Regions from separate parts of the Mus musculus genome. Here region 2 is linked to region 1. A link is a loop called in an ENCODE intact Hi-C map of the cell type or tissue named here. Cell type or tissue: left cerebral cortex. All regions are shown on one strand.

Region 1 (8,000 bases):
AAATAAATGCAAATGAGGAATCATAACTGCTGAGTGAAGACCAAGGTGATACAGAGTCGTAGGGTTTCTATTGCTGGGATGAAACACTATAACACTATGACTAAAGCAATTAGGGGAGGAAAGGGTTTATTGGTTTACAATTCCACTTCTTTTTTCATCATGGAAATAAGTCATGGAAGCCAATCAAACAGGGCAGGAATTGGGAGGCTGGAGCTGATGTAGAAGCCATGGAGTGGTTCTTACTGGCTTGCATTTCCTGGCTTGCTTAACCTGCACTTTTTCATTTTCCCTTGAGATAGAGTTTCTCTATGTGGCCCTGGATGTCCTGGAAGTCCCTTTGTGGACCAGTCTTATGGAACTATTTTCTCAATTGAGGTTCCCTCCTTTCAGATGACTGTTGTAACTTGTTGACATCAAATTAGCCAGCATAGACAGATTTCCCTTTTCTGTCCTCCACTTTTGTGATACAGTCTTGCTATATAACGCAGGCTGGTCTCAAATTTATAATCTCGTGTAACTAGCCTCAAATTAGTGATCCTCCTGTCTCATCCTCCTGGGGTAACAGGCATGAACCACTAACCCCAACTCTGGGGACAGATTTCTGTTTGCCACATTTTATAAATTAAAATTCTAAAAAAAAAAAAAAAAACTTTTGGACAGAGTGCTTTCTTTGTTTTGGGACATGGTTATAAGCATGTGCTCTGAACTCAGGCACATCTACACTCCACCCCTCTTTTAACCCTACAGCTTAATTTTCCGTCTTTGGGGTGGGATGGTCTATACTTTTAACTATGTTGATTTAAGGATTAAAGGAATACCATCTATAGGATACATAAAGCTTTGCCTGGCATGCCGTCTTCCCACCATCTAGTGCGTTGTTCAGAGTAAGGTCAGTAGCAGGTAACTAGCTGTAGAACAGGGAACACTATAATCCCACTCTCATTCCAGGCCATCTCCCAGGAGACTATAATCTGGGTGATATGAAATGTATGCAGCTAGAAGATGGGGCAGGGGTAGTCCTTGGGCTGGGGGTGTAGCTCATAGGCAAGGTTGCTTCTGTAGCATACACAGTAGCTCTAGGATTGATCTCCAGCATGGAAAGCAAAAGCCACTGTTATAGAGGAAACCGATCGTGTTTTGCTGGGCATGGTGGTGCAGATGGTATACCAGTAGTCCCAGCTACTTGAGGAACTCAGGAAGAAGGAATGCTTCCACTCACAAGTTCCACACCAGCCTAGGCAACGTACTAAGACCTCCCACATCCCTAAAAAAAGTACCACAATAAAACTCAAGAATAGGATCAATGGCACATTTATTTTATTATTTTATTGGATTCTTATGTATCTACCTCCCTTCCAATCCTCATTCCAACCTAATTTCTTCCAATCCCCCAACACTAACTAGGTAAGAGAGAAAGAAGGTTAGAAGGGAAAGGGGCATAGACCTCTATAGGCCACTTCCTGCTGACCATGTGGCAAGGCAAGTCTTCATCTTTGGAATATCGAGCAACTTAGCAATAGTGAGCACAACACCAGTGGGCGGCAGTACCTGCCTGCCACAGGCCATCTCAGGGCTTTTGAATTTCTAACCTTCTGGGGCTCTGGCATTTACACCTTCTCCAGTGTTCCCAGAATTAAACTATCTATGGCTGGCAAAACCCACGACCCTCCCCCTCCCCAAGAGCATCATAGTTAAGGACTGTGGACAAACAGAAGCATCCCTATATCCCACAGTTGGGATTTAAACACAAACATATTCATATAACATAGCTGGGAGTTTTTTGTTTATTTGTTTTTTTTTGTTGTTGTTTTTAAGAAACCAAAACTCAAGCTGGAGAAATAGCTCATTGGTTAAGAAAGGTCTGGAGTTCAATTCCCAGCAACCACATGGTGGCTCACAACTATCTGTAATGGGATCTGATGCCCTCTTCTGGTGTTGTCTGAAGACAGCTACAGTGTACTTTTATAAATAATAATAAATAAATAATATTTTTAAAAAATCTTTAAGAAGGAAAGAAAGAAAGAAAGAAAGAAAGAAAGAAAGAAAGAAAGAAAGAAAGAAAGAAAGAAAGAAAGAAAGAAAGAAAGAAACCAAAACTCTCACTACATGGGATGGCTGTTGAAAAAATAAAACAATTCTCTGTTACTTTGAAACCATGTTTCAGAGAGACAATGGCTTTGGCATTCAGAAGTGAGGGTGGGCCAGAAGTCTAGCTGGTCGAGGCACTACTTGGATTGGGGTTGGGCAAAATACAGGCAAAGTCCCGCCCCCCAGGTGTGAATTCATAGCAATGAAAGCCAAACTCTCTCTCCCCTTCTCTTTTGCCCCTCCCCTTCTTTCTTCTCTTTCCTACCCTCCTCTCCTCTCCCCTGTCCTCCCTTCCCCTCCCCTCTCCTGTAGGGTGTGTGGGACTATGCTACCAGACTGGCATTAGGACTTGTGAAGCAGGGTGTGCTCAAAGCCTGAGTATCTCAGACGTCTGAGATGGTAAGAGTGGAGCTGCCCACTCCCAACCTCCACTGACTGCTCGTGAGACCACCATCTGAGAGGACCGCGGGCACTCAGCCACTTAGCTTAGCACCTGGAGTACTCCTTGCTGATGAGATATCTGGATAGCCTTAGCCTTCAGCCAGTGACCTTCCCCTCCTGGATGTTCTCACGCCCCTTCCCCCAAAAGTATATAATCCCTGGTTCACCCAGATAAGGTGTATGCATCTACACTCATCCCCAGTTAAGCAATACAAACAAGCAAGGATGGTCTCAGAAATCTGCTTCATTAGAGATCGTTTCAGGGAAGGCCTTTGCCTAAATGAGCTGTGACATTAAGACTCCTGAAGGCCTTTTTTTTTTTTTTTTTTCTCCTGCCCCTCCAGTACTGCGCACTTGCTCTTGAGTGAATCTCTGGTTCCACTTTCCCCTTCCTGACCGGTGTGCAGATGCCCTGAGGGGAAGCGTCGGCAAGGACCCCAGTTCTTGACTTTCTCTCCAGGTAGAACACTGGCAGTGCACTGGTACTCAGAGAGAGGAGACTGGGAACCACTGCATTTGTCCCAGATCCTATTTTCCCCTTCTGGTCTGGTTGTGGACTCCTGGACTTTGCCCTGCCTTCTCCGGCAGGCGTATTGTATTGGCAGTGCCTGACACCTCTGGCAGATACCACATTCCCCTCCAGTCTCCTGTCTTCCTCCTTTCCTCTCCTTCCCTCCCTTCCTCTCTAACTCTTTCTCCCTTCCCTCTCTCTCCCCTCCCCTCGACCCCTCCCCTGCCTTCTTCTCTCCTCTCTACCCTCCCCGTTCCTCTCCCCCTCCCCTCTCCTCATTCCTGCCCTCTCCCCTCTCTTTTTATGCCTTTCTCTCTCTCTCTCTCTCTCTCTCTCTCTCTCTCTCTCTCAATGGCTAGCCTTAAATTAGGGCTTCTCCTACTGTTGCCTTCTAGGTTCAATTTGAATTTCCAAAAAGCCTAATCCGTTTTTAATTTCACGAGGAAAACAAAGAAAACTTTCAAAAATAGATCCACTTGACTATTAGCAAGGAAGACCAGCTCTTTTGGGGGGGGGGAGTTGGTTTTTTGAGACAGGGTTTCTCTATGTAGCCCTGGCTGTCCTGGAACTCACTCTGTAGACCAGGCTGGCCTCAAACTCAGAAATCCACCTGCCTCTGCCTCCCAAGTGCTGGGATTAAAGGCGTGCGCCACCACTGCCCAGCTCTTTTAAGTTTATTTGAATGAAGAGCCATCAATAGCCATCTATATGTTTCAGAACAGTGGCTTCCTGAGAGGAAAGAATAGAAGAAACTTCTATCACGGGGAGGGAGGGGGGAACGGGACGGCGGTGGGGGAGGGCGGGGAGCCATTGTTGGCTCCTGTTACTCCAAGCTCAGTTATGAAAGAGAAATAAGTTCTTCATATAAGCTCACTTATGTGAAGAGAGATAATAAGTAAGGCTCCTTTAGAGTCTCTGGTCTCATTTTTGTCCCTCTGGTCATTTATAGGGCTATTATCTGTACATATTTAAACTTTTGTAATTTGAGAGATGGTTCTAATAACTGGACTGGTGCCACATGCCTTTAATTCAAGAACTTGAGAGGTAGAGGCAGGTGGATTTCTGAGAAACCCTGTCTCGAAAAACCAAAACAACAACAACAAAAACCAATAATGAACCTAACAAACAAAAAAAACTTAAAAAAAAAAAAAACCAGACCCACATACCCAATATTTTCATCTTTCGCTCATATTCACTTTGGCGGTGGTGGGGGTTGCGGGTGGAGAGCCAAGGTAATGTAGTGGAAAGAGACAACAATACAGCTCATAAGAAAGTGGAGCATAACAATCTCCAACTTCAGGGAGAAACCTACGTTTGAGTGCGATCCCCCCTCCGCAGTACTCCCCCCTCCCAACTCGGCCGTCGCCTCTGCTAGTTTTCTGGAGACAGCTGCAGTCAACAGGAACCACGGACAGGTAGGGAGGAAGGGAGGAAGACCGAGAATTACAATGGCATGCATCAATTCAAGGAAGAACAACTTTTGTTGGAAGCTACAGCTGTAGTAGCATTGACTTTTGACAGCACCCTCAACGAATTTACACCTCATATCCGCACTATCTCGTTCCCGGTATGTTTTGACGTAATACCAAATTGAGAAGTGTAGGAGCTCAGGCTCATTTGTACTGATAAGTGTGTGTTTTTGGTAGTTAGTAAAATCCATTCAGTTGGCTCTACCAGTTCCAGGCAGGTTCTAGCATGGGATTGTTTTTGTTTTCGATTTTGTTTTATTTCTTATTTTATTTTTTTAGTCTCACTTATTCATGAAAAGGTCCTCTGTAGTAAATACACCTTACTCACCCAAGAATCGCCGTTTAGTGTCTTTCCCTGGGAAAGAACAACAGGACTCACAGCGGAACTTTGCTGCGGGTGGCTTGTGTTCCCGCCCGGGTGGCCGGGTGAGAGGGCCGGGAGGGGGAAGCTTTCTGGCGCGGACCGCGAGCGGAGGCTGAGAGCGCCGCCGCCGGAGAAGACCGACCCTCGGCCAGAGCCAGCCTGCGGCGCCCGGGCCTGGCTGGCTGCTTCCCGCCTCAGCCGCTTCTCCGGCTCCCGCCGCCGCAGACACTGTCCAAGAGGGTGCGGCAGAACGCGAGGTCCTACGGCCCAGCCCGGTCCGGTGCGGCCCGGATCCGTGGCACGGGAGGTGAGAGCCCCTGCGGTCCCCTTACTCCCTGCCGGGGCCGCTGGGACCCGCAACAATGGGGACGCGGCCAGAGTCCCCGGCGTGCAGCAGCCTGGGGTAGCAAGCTACTCCTGGCGGCTTGGGCCTTGGGGGGAGCTGCGTCCGACCTGGGAAACTCCAGTGACTGTAGGCTTGGAGGGGGTCTTGGCATCCACCCGGGACTTCAGTGGCTTGATATTTTGGGATTTCGTTGTCAAGGAAGGCAGTCGTAATTACCGAGACTGAACTACAGTGGCTATGCGCTCCTGATGTTATATTATAACACCGGCAAACCGTGCCGTGGTTTGAGGGAGAGGGATTGTGGTTCGAATTTTAGGGACCCCTGTGGCTTGGTCCCTAGTGGACATAGGTGTGGGTCTCTGAACTCCCTCGGGCCGTCTGAGAATTTGTTAGGCTGAGTCGGGTTTGGGGAGAAGAGGCATGGAGAGTTTAGCTTCTCTGAGGTAATTGGTGAGTAGTTCCTGGAAAGGCACGAGCTTAGTTGGGCACAAAAGAGTTGAGCTAGGAGCTAGATGGATCCTTCACGGCTAAGATGTATCCGAGTTAAGAGTGGTTCTCAGGTAGGAAACTTGTCACAGGAGTAGTGTTAGCTGCATTGGGTTAGGAAAAGGCCGATGCGAGCTGGGGAGGGAGGGAGAAGATGGCCGGCAGCTTCTGGGGTCGAAGAATTGGCTTTATGTGGGTCATGGTGGCTGTCTGGGAGTAGAACAAGAGCACTTTGCAGAGTGGGCTTCCTGCTAGAGAATGACCTCTTACTGCGGGGGAGTGTGTGACTCAGATCTGTTAGATTACTGCTCTTGCTGGCGGATGTGGCTGACTGTTGATGCCTGGACTTTGAAGCTGGAATGGGTATTTGGGGGGGCTTAATGAATTTGTTCTAGAGGAGAGGACAGTGTGGACCTTTCCTTCTTACTCCAAAGTCAGTGTGGTGGCTGTCGCCGGCAGTCATTTAAGTAACAAATTTCTTAATGGTATTTGACTTTAAAGCTTTTCTCTGTTCATTTTTTCCCCCTTTGCCCTCTTTTTTGAATTGTGACTCATATTTTGTTTTTAGCACTGTGGCTATTGTTTGTAATGATCCACAAACCTAGACCCCATAGTATGTTGTAATTCTTGGAGCTTTCAGTACAATTCTTCTAAGCCCAAACTAATGTAAAAGGCTTCACTAACTTTTTTTTTTTTGGTATATTTTAATATATGTAACTATAGAGGAGGATGTGAAAAAAAATCTTTATAATTTCTGCTGCTCAAAGCTCTTTAGACCCCTAAATTCATGAAGTTTCATTATCTCTTACTGCCATGAAGTGATTACATTGAATCTGCTAAATCTTTGTCGTTATCATCTCAGCATCCTTGCTCTCACAGGATTTTATCTTCACTACAAATATTAATTGTGTTGAGTGATTCTGTTCTAGAGGCAGTGTGTAAACTCCAGCTCTGATTCTTATAGCCACACACCAGAGCTCTGCATGCACTTTGCAGGCAGAAGTTGGTTCTTTATATATATTAAAGGGAAAGCTATATGAACAAAGCCATATCAGGATCAGTGCACCATCTGAATTTATCTTGAGTGTATAGGATGTATTTATTACCTAGTTGCAAGCTAGTATTGTCAAGTGAGAAGTGAAATAAGTAGTTCTTTGTGTGCCTGTACTGATAGTTGTTGTTGTTGTTGTTGTTCTCCTCCTCCTCCTCCTCCTTCTTCTTTTTAAAGATTTATTTAATTTATTTATATGAGTACACTGTAGCTGTCTTCAGACACACAAAAAGAGGGTATTATGATGGTTGTGAGCCACCATGTGGCTGCTGGGAATTGAACTCAGGACCACTGGAAGAGCAGTCAGTGCTCTTCACCGGTGAGCCATCTCTCCAGTCCTGTACTGCTAGTTCTAATTCTAGGGGTTTTTTCCCTTAAATTTAAGAATAATTTCTTAAATTATTAATTGCCAGGCCATGGTGGTACACAGGGTTTCTCTGTGTAGCCCTGGCTGTCCTGGAACTCACTCTGTAGACCAGGCTGGCCTTGAACTCAGAAATCCACCTGACTCTGCCTCCCAAGTGCTGGAATTAAAGGCTTGCGCTACCACTGCCCCACAATCTCTGTGAATTTGAGGCCCCCCTAGTCTACAAAGTGAGTTCCAGAACAGCCAGGGCTGTTTGTTACATAGAGAAATCCTGTCTCAAAAAAAAAAAAAAGATTTTATTACCATTATTATTATTATTTTATTTATTTATTTATTTATTTATTTATTTATTTATTTATTTATTTATTTATTTATTTATGGTTTTATATATGGTTATACAGGGTTTCTCTGTATAGCCCTGGCTCTCCTGGAACTCACTTTGTAGACCAGGCTGGCCTTGAATTCAGAAATTCGCCTGCCTCTGCCTGGGATCAAAGGTGTGCGCCACCACGCCTGGCCCATTATTATTTTAAATTTGCACATATGTGGATATGGACATGTATGCATGTGAGGGTGTGTGTGGAGGCTAGAGGTGTTAATCTTCCGGGAGCTAGAGTTACAGGCAGTTGTGAATTGTGAAGTGGGTTCAGGTCCCCTTCAAGAGCAGTACTCCTAACTGCTGAGCCATCCATCCAGCCTGTAGTTCTTTTTAAAACTCCTTTTTGAGACAGGCTTGGAATTCACTATCTATAACAAGGTGGCCTCAAATTCACAGAAATCTACTTGCCTCTGTCTTCAAGTGCTGGGCTTAAAGACATGTGCTGCAATGCCCAGCTCTGCATTTGTTTTTTGAGACAGGATCTCAAACTGTAGCTCA
Region 2 (8,000 bases), 58 kb after region 1:
GGCTAGGGTATAAATCCTGAAGTCTCATATTTAGTCTTTACTATCTTGGGATTTACTGTGGAGACCAGGCTGGCCTTGAAGTCACAGAGATCTACATGCCTCTGTCTCCCCAAGTCCTGGGATTAAAAGCATGCGCTACCACACATGTCTGGTGGGGACTTTTACTTAGCAAGGGTGACATACTAGTTAGTGGTTATATCACTGAGAAATATACCTCCTAGACCCTCAGCAACAATTAATTACCTATAGCTCTTCAGGGAGGGGTGGGGCCTTGTGATCCCTTTCTTCATCCACAAAGGAGTGCTGATGGACCCAGTTTTCTACTGGCATGCAAAACTCTTCTTTTTCTTAAAAAAAAAAAGTTTATTTTGTTTGGGTTGTGTGTAAAGTATTTGTGGGTATGTACATTGTGGCATTGTGTATAGAGGTCAGAAGACACGAAGACGTAGATAAAATTCAGTAGTCAGGCTCAGTGGCAATTGCCCTTTCTTCCCACTGATCTTTCTCATTGGCAGCCTTTTTTGTTGAGACAGGGGCTTTATGCCAAGATAGCCCAGTACCTATCTATCCAGGATGGTACCAAGCTCCTGGCAGTTCTTCAGTTTCCAGAATGCTGGTATTTGGCCACAAAAAAATCTTTATGATGGTATTGGATAGAGTCAATTAAATCTCTTTGCCACTGGGCTGAAAAGATCTGTTCTGTTTACAAATGATTCTTTACTATTTTTAGCCTGGATTCTGTTAAAGCTCACAGGGAGTGACTTGGGTCTTGAGGGAATGTTTAGCAATGTCTCACAGACTCTGCTGGTTGTTGCAGCTGGAGGAGTAGTCCTGCTGTGGGTAGAAGTAGGGAGGTCATCGGACACACTGCAGTGCGTAGGACAGCTCCAAACCAGGGTACTGGCAGACCCAAGAGGCACTGGTGCTGAGGCTGAGGCAACCTGTGAAACTTTGGGAACATTTACAAAGAATCTGTATTAGTTCCTCTCTGAGGGCTGAATCTACAGGACGACTACTTCTTGTCTTAAGTTGTTTCTTGAGTTGTAAGAGTTGGCATTGGGAGCCGGGCGGTGGTGGGGCACGCCTTTAATCCCAGCACTTGGGAAGCAGAGGCAGGCGGATTTCTGAGTTCGAGGCCAGCCTGGTCTACAAAGTGAGTTCCAGGACAGCCAGGGCTACACAGAGAAACCCTGTCTCGAAAAAAAACAAACAAAACAAAACAAACAAACAAAAAAGAGTTAGCATTGGGCCTTTGCCCCCTAATTTCTTGTTTTACCTTTTTATTTAAAAAGTTGTGTTATGGGGCTGGTGAGATGGCTCAGTGGGTAAGAGCACCCGACTGCTCTTCCGAAGGTCCAGAGTTCAAATCCCAGCAACCACATGGTGGCTCACAACCATCCGTACACGAGATCTGACTCCCTCTTCTGAAGTGTCTGAAGACAGCTACAATGTACTTTCATATAATAAATAAATAAATCTTTAAAAAAAAAAAAGTTGTGTTATGATATAGTATCTCAGTTTTGTGGCCCTAGCTGGTCAGGAACTATCTATGTAGACTGGGCTGGCCTTGAACTTACAGAGACCTATTTGCCTCTGCCTCTACCTCTTCAGAGTATGGGAATTAAAGACATGCCTCACCATGGCAGGCGTCTGCTGCTGCAAGACTTATTTATATTTATTTGTTTTTAAAATAATATATTCAGTTCATTAATCTTCAGTTATTCATCTTATGACATAAAATTGCTTTTTTTTGCTTTCTTTGCAAAACTTGGCTGTAGATCACTGTGTGTGTATTAAATTGCAACATCAAATATTTTACTATTTTTTCAAATAACTACTAACATTATACAAAAAGTGGCAACAAATGTCTACAATGAGCCAAATATATGTTTTATGATTATGAACATTGCTCTAACTTCTAGAAAACATGGACCACAACATCACAGTAGATTAGCAAGATATTATACAGTGAATTTACTTTTTTACACGTTGAAATTTTTGATTTTGTTTGTTTGTTTGTATGAGAATTTCATAACTGGGCACTGCTTCTAAATCACTCACCTTTCTCATTTCCCTTCCAGTTCCTTCAGTGCTCTCCACTAAATTCATGATCTCTTCTTTAATTATTATTGTTACATGTATATAGATATGTGCATATATCTACATTATGTAGATATACACATACTTGTCTATATGCATGTATGTATGTGTGCATATGTGTATATGTAACCTATGTAGTCTATTTAGCTTTGTTTGTATATTTATGCTTCAAGGTTGATCACTTAGGGTTGGATCCTGTGTGGGGGTGTGGCCCTGGAGGCATCTGATTCTCCTGCTTTCAGTATCTAGTGACTTCTTGAGCTGTTCTCATCTGGGTAGAGCCACGTGAAATTTCCCCTGTCTGCACTGGCATGTCAATTAGTGTTGTCTTTTTACAGGTCTGATTCTGGCAACTCTAGTTTTGAGAGTTCATGGGTATATTTTCCTTGTCATGTCTAGGGGACATGATCTATCAACAAACACCCTTGGCCTCTGGGTCTTAGAATCTTCCTTGCCCCCCTTTTCACTGTTTTCCCTGACCTTTAGGGCTAGAGATTGCAGTGCAGATGTGTCAGTTGGGATTATTGAGCACGTCATATTCTGCATTTTGACCAGTTGGAATCTCTAGTGTCTGTATGTTGCAAATAGATGCTTCTGTGATGAAAAAATAAGAGTCTCTTTTTTGTGTAGCCCTGGCTGTCCTGGAACTCACTCTGTAGACCAGAGTGGCCTTGATCTCTGAGAACCATCTGCTTCTACCTCTGATTAAAGGCATGCACCACCACCTCCTGGCAATTTTTATTTTGTTTTGTTTCGTTTTGTTTTTCCATACAGGGTTTCTCTGTAGCCCTGGCTGGCCTGCTCTGTAAACCAGAGTGGCCTCAAACTCAGAGATCTGCCTGCCTCTGACTCCTAAGTGCTGGGACTAAACATGTGTGCCAACCTGCCTGGTGGTGAGAGATCCTCTGATTTGTTGATATAAGGATAGACACTTAGAAAACAGAAATGATATTGGTTTAAGAAAGTGGCAGTAGTAAGCTCTCCTCTAGTGTCTATGACTTTTCCATGACTGTTCTAGCCATGAGTATAGTTGGCTAGATTTACAGTATCAAGCATGAATTCTCTCCTGTTAAATGGGCCTTAAGTCTAATTAGACAGCTCTTGGTTAACTCAGGCTACAACTCAGGCTCTCTTGCCCAGAGATGGTGTTGTCCCACATCAATCATCAGTCAAGGAAAGGCCCCACAGGGGCTGGGGAGATGGCTCAGAGGTTAAGAGCACGATTTCTCTTCTGAAGTCTCTGAGTTCAAATTCTAGCAACCACATGGTAGCTCACAACCATCAACAATGAGATCTGATGCCCTCTTCTGGTGTGCCTGAAGATGGCTACAATGTACTCATATACAAGAAAAGGCCCCACAGACATGGTTACTGGCCAGTTTGATCTAGGCAGTCCCTTACTAGAGACTCCCTCAAATAATTTTGGGTCTAGGAGACCTAACAACCTGAATTTGATATCTGGGACTCATGATGGAGAGAGAAAACCAACTCCCACAAATTGACCTCTGACTTCCACATGTAGTGGTACTCCCCCAAAATAAATGTACAGAATCCCTCCATGTTTTGGTAAGAATTGTGTAGACAATAAAAGATAGGCCTGAACCCTGTTAGTGGAAGGAGGGTTCATTTTAGCCAGGGTGGGACTGGTGGGGGCCTGGTGGGGCTTGAAGAAGGGAGTGTTTGTAAAATCAACTCTTGGTTTTGTTTTGGTCTCAAATTCTTTGTTACCAAGAATGACCTTGAATTTCTGATTCCTCTGACAACACCTGAGTGCTGGGAAGTTCAGGCATGTGCTACGATGCCTTCTATGCTTGTTCTAGTTTCTGTTGTTTTCCAGACAGGGTGTAGTCCTAGGTGTATTGGAACTTGCCCTGTAGACCAGATTGAATTTACACAGATCCACCTGCCTCTGCCTCCCAAGTGCTGAGATTAAAGGCATGTGCCACCATCACCAGGGTTCTTTTATTTTATTTTTTAAATTACTTTTATTTTATTACTTCATATTCCTATATAGCCCAGGCTGGTCTTAAATCACTCCTAAAACCAAAGAGTTTAGAAATATTTATTATTGCTCTGTTTTTGGCTTCAGGAAGGTCCTAACTGGCTGACTAACATTCTTGCCCATTAAAGTTTCTTTTCTTTGTAATTTTGTAGGGTCTCATGTAGCTCAGATTGGTCTCAAGCTCACTTTGTAGCTGAGATTGGCCTTCAACTATTAATCTTCTGTCTTTACCTCCACAATGCTGGATCGCAGGCATTCACCACTATACAGGACTTCTCTTCTCTTCTCTTCTCTTCTCTTCTCTTCTCTTCTCTTCTCTTCTCTTCTCTTCTCTTCTCTTCTCTTCTCTTCTCTTCTCTTCTCTTCTCTTCTCTTCTTTCTTTCTTTCTTTCTTTCTTTCTTTCTTTCTTTCTTTCTTTCTTTCTTTCTTAGATTTATTTATTATATGTAAGTACACTGTAGCTATTTTCATACATACCAGAAGAGGGCATCAGATCTTGTTACGGATGGTTGTGAGCCACCATGTGGTTGCTTGGATTTGAACTCAGGACCTTTGGAAGACCAGTTGGTGCTCTTAACTGCCGAGCCATCTCTTCAGCCCCACTTCTCTACTTTTTATGATGACATCTCATTATTTTCAAAGATAGTTTTGAATTTCTAGGCTGAAATGATTCTCCTGTCTCAGCCTCCTGGGTAGCTGGGGCTACAGGCACACTACATTTTTTTTTTTACCATAGATCTTATTTTATGCTTATTTGCATATCTAGTGAATTTTAAAGATTTGGTTGGATATAGTGGCTTACTCTGTAATCCTAGAATTTGGGAAGGTAAGGCAGGAGGATGCCTTGAGTTTAAGGGTAGCTAGCCTGTTCTCTAGAGAGAGAGGGCCCTAGTCTCAAATAATAACAAAAATTCCTTTGTACACATTTTATCATGCAGTTCTAATCTTTTTTTCTCAGAAGACTGTTCATTCTAATTTGAACAAGCAGTTCAGTTGTTGATTGATCACCTTAGTTTGAGAATCTTTGGGTTTAAACTTTAAAAAAAAGGACTGGGGAAGGACTAGCCTAGGACTTACTCGGGCAGTTATTCCTAAGGGAGAGCTTCCTATAGCCTCAGCTGTGCTGTAGGGGTGCTAATGAGGTGCTAAGGAGATCGGACAGCTCTGCAGCTCCCAAACTCCCACTGCTTCCCCAGCTCTGTTAAATGTTAGGGTTTTCTGCTTTTCTGCTGCCCCTGTCTTCTAAGTCCAGCTTGGTGTGTGCACGGATAGCCCGGTCTTGCCGTTGCAGACTCCTGGGCTCCCTCACTTGGACTTGCAGCTTTCTGTGCTCCAGTAGGAAACTGTCTCCTAGTGTTGACAGTCTAGCTCCCTGTGAGCTTCAGTGGTTTCAATTGCCGTTTCAATGCTTGACTGGGGCTCTGTAGCAGCATATGGCTATTTACTTGATGTGTGCGTGTGGGAAGTGTACGCACCTATGTAGAAGTCTGAGGACAAGTTGTAGGAGTTGCTTCTGTTCTTGCATTGTGTGAGTCCTGGGATTTAACTCAACAGGCTTCAAGGCAGCAGGCCATGTCATCGTGTGTTACTTAGTGGCAGCAGGCCATGTCTTCGTGTGTTACTCAGTGGCAGCAGGCCATGTCTTCATGTGTTACTCAGTGGCAGCAGGCCATGTCATTGTGTGTTACTTAGTGGCAGCAGGCCATGTCATTGTGTGTTACTTAGTGGCAGCAGGCCATGTCATCGTGTGTTACTCAGTGGCAGCAAGCCATGTCATTGTGTGTAACTTAGTGGCAGCAGGCCATGTCTTCATGTGTTACTTAGTGGCAGCAGGACATGTCTTCATGTGTTACTCAGTGGCAGCAGAACATGTCATCGTGTGTTCCTTCTCCACCACTCCCTTTTGTTTTTATTCTGATGTGACAGACGTAAACTTTACTTTCTTTTCTTTTTTTTTTTTTAAGATTTATTTATTATTATATGTAAGAACACTGTAGCTATCTTCAGGCACACCAGAAGAGGGCATCAGATCTAATCAAATTCAGTATATCTTTGGATGGTAGTACCATTAAAAAAATATATGGTTTACGGTGCACACCTGTAATCCCAACATTCAGGAAGTAGAGACAGGAGAATCAGGAGTTCAAGTTCATCCTAAGTTACATAATGAGATTTTAAAAAATGTAATGAATCATTTATCTTTAAACTTGTTATAAAATTTATAAAAGGTGAGGTCACCATTAAAGGCTAGGAGTAGTGATGGGACTTACAGCGAAATAGAAAAGGAACAATTATTTTGGAAATTTATTTTTATCAATTCTTTGAAAATGTCATACATGGATACTATGTATTTTGATCATATTCACACCCAGTCCCCTCCTTTAACTACTCCCAGATCCAACCCTATTCCCTCATGCTCTCCTAACTTTGTCTTTTTAAAATTTTAACCTTCCAGGTCTATTTTTCGTGTGTGTGTGTGTGTGTGTGTGTGTGTGTGTGTGTGTGTGTGTGTGCTCTATAGACCAGTCTGGCTACAGAAAAATCCACCTGCCTGCCTCTCAAGTACTAGGATTAAAGATGTTTACCACCATTGCCAGGTTCTCCAAGTCCAATTTATTTTGGCTGTATACTCACAGGTGTGGGGCCAACCACTGGCGTTTGGGCACATCTTCCAGGAACATGGCCCTTAAAAATGACAGTAGTCTAGAGAGATGGCTCTGTGGATAAGAACATTGCTGCTCTTCTAGAGGACCAAGGTTCAATTCCTTCACCCATATAGCAGCTCATAGCTGTTGGTAATATTAGTTCTAGGGGATCTGATGCCTTCTCCTGGCATCTTCAGGCATGCACACTGTTCACAGACATATAGGCAAGCAGAGTACCTATACACAATAAATTAAAACAACAGCAAACCCCCAATCCTGACTCTCCCTCTTAGAAACCTTCAATTGTCAATAGCTCTTCAACTAGGGGTGGGGAGTCACAGCTGGTCGTTCTTCCATACTGGAATGTTGGCTGGCTTTGGGGGAAATGCTAAGCAAAAATTTGATTGGGATTAAGACAGAATATCCAACAACTTCTGAACTGACTATAAACCTGTCTCTGCTACCCTGTGTTATACGTTTGTACACATGTATTCTCAGCATTGATTATAAAATTAAATTTTATTGATCAACTCTGAAACCCATTTAAGATGCTCTACATTTTATACCATTTACTACTATTTCCATACATGTGTAGAGACTGGAGGTCAACTTTAAGTGACTTCTTTATTGTTCTCACTGAACCTAGATCTCAGCTAGGCTGGCTGGTTGGCCAGCAAGTTCCTGGGGCACGTCTCTTGACTATGTAGGTACATGCTGCCATGTCTGGTTTTTAGGTGGGTATTGGGAATCTAAACTTGGTTCCTCATACTTTATCCACCGAGTCATCTCCTTGGCCCAAGATTTTATTCTTTATGTAAAAATAAACAAGCATATATACTTCAATGTGCAAATATGTTTAAATTTTCACAAATATAATTATATGTACACAAAAGAATTAAAATTTTAAATAGCATATATTATGTATGCTTGAATATCTTTATTATTGTAAAAAAATTTTGGGGGGGGGGAGGTAAGGTCTCACCTTATATTATTATAGCTCAGGAAAACCTAGAAGTCACTCTGTAGTCTGGTCTGTCTGGCCTTGAACTCAGTGATCATCCACCTCGGCCTCCTCAGAGCTGTGCTACAGGCATGAACCGCCCTGCCAGTCCTCCCTCTCTCCCTCCCTCTCAGGGCTGGGGCAGGGTTTCTCTGTGTACCCTTGGCTGTCCTGGAACTCGCTCTGTAGACCCTTGTAAAAATCACTTTGATCTCGTCTTATGGAAGTTTGTTTTTTAACTTGTATTTCACT

What was found. A loop is a pair of places that touch in the nucleus more often than their neighbours do. Peaks named below come from ENCODE experiments on the same cell type or tissue, not always from the same donor. Only the 100,000 strongest peaks of a DNase experiment are listed, where the experiment ranks them.
Region 2: it touches region 1 in a loop (2.0-fold over the local background); 3 of 42 quality-filtered maps call a loop at or near these places.

Annotation. Positions count from the first base shown.
Region 1 is chr9:106,786,160-106,794,159 of GRCm38, reverse strand. It overlaps Rad54l2 (RAD54 like 2 (S. cerevisiae)), which reads left to right and starts at 4,947. Exons shown (of 22, transcript NM_030730.2): 1 at 4,947-5,180. In left cerebral cortex, a CTCF peak has its summit at 4,977; DNase peaks (open chromatin) are centred at 4,937, 5,728 and 5,932; H3K4me3 peaks cover 1,952 bases; H3K27ac peaks cover 1,246 bases.
Region 2 is chr9:106,728,349-106,736,348 of GRCm38, reverse strand. The region is part of intron 2 of Rad54l2 (RAD54 like 2 (S. cerevisiae)); the gene reads left to right. Among named protein-coding and RNA genes, the nearest start is that of Tex264, 46 kb to the right of the region's middle. In left cerebral cortex, CTCF peaks have their summits at 3,427 (motif pointing left), 4,579 (motif pointing right) and 6,123 (motif pointing right); a DNase peak (open chromatin) is centred at 5,444.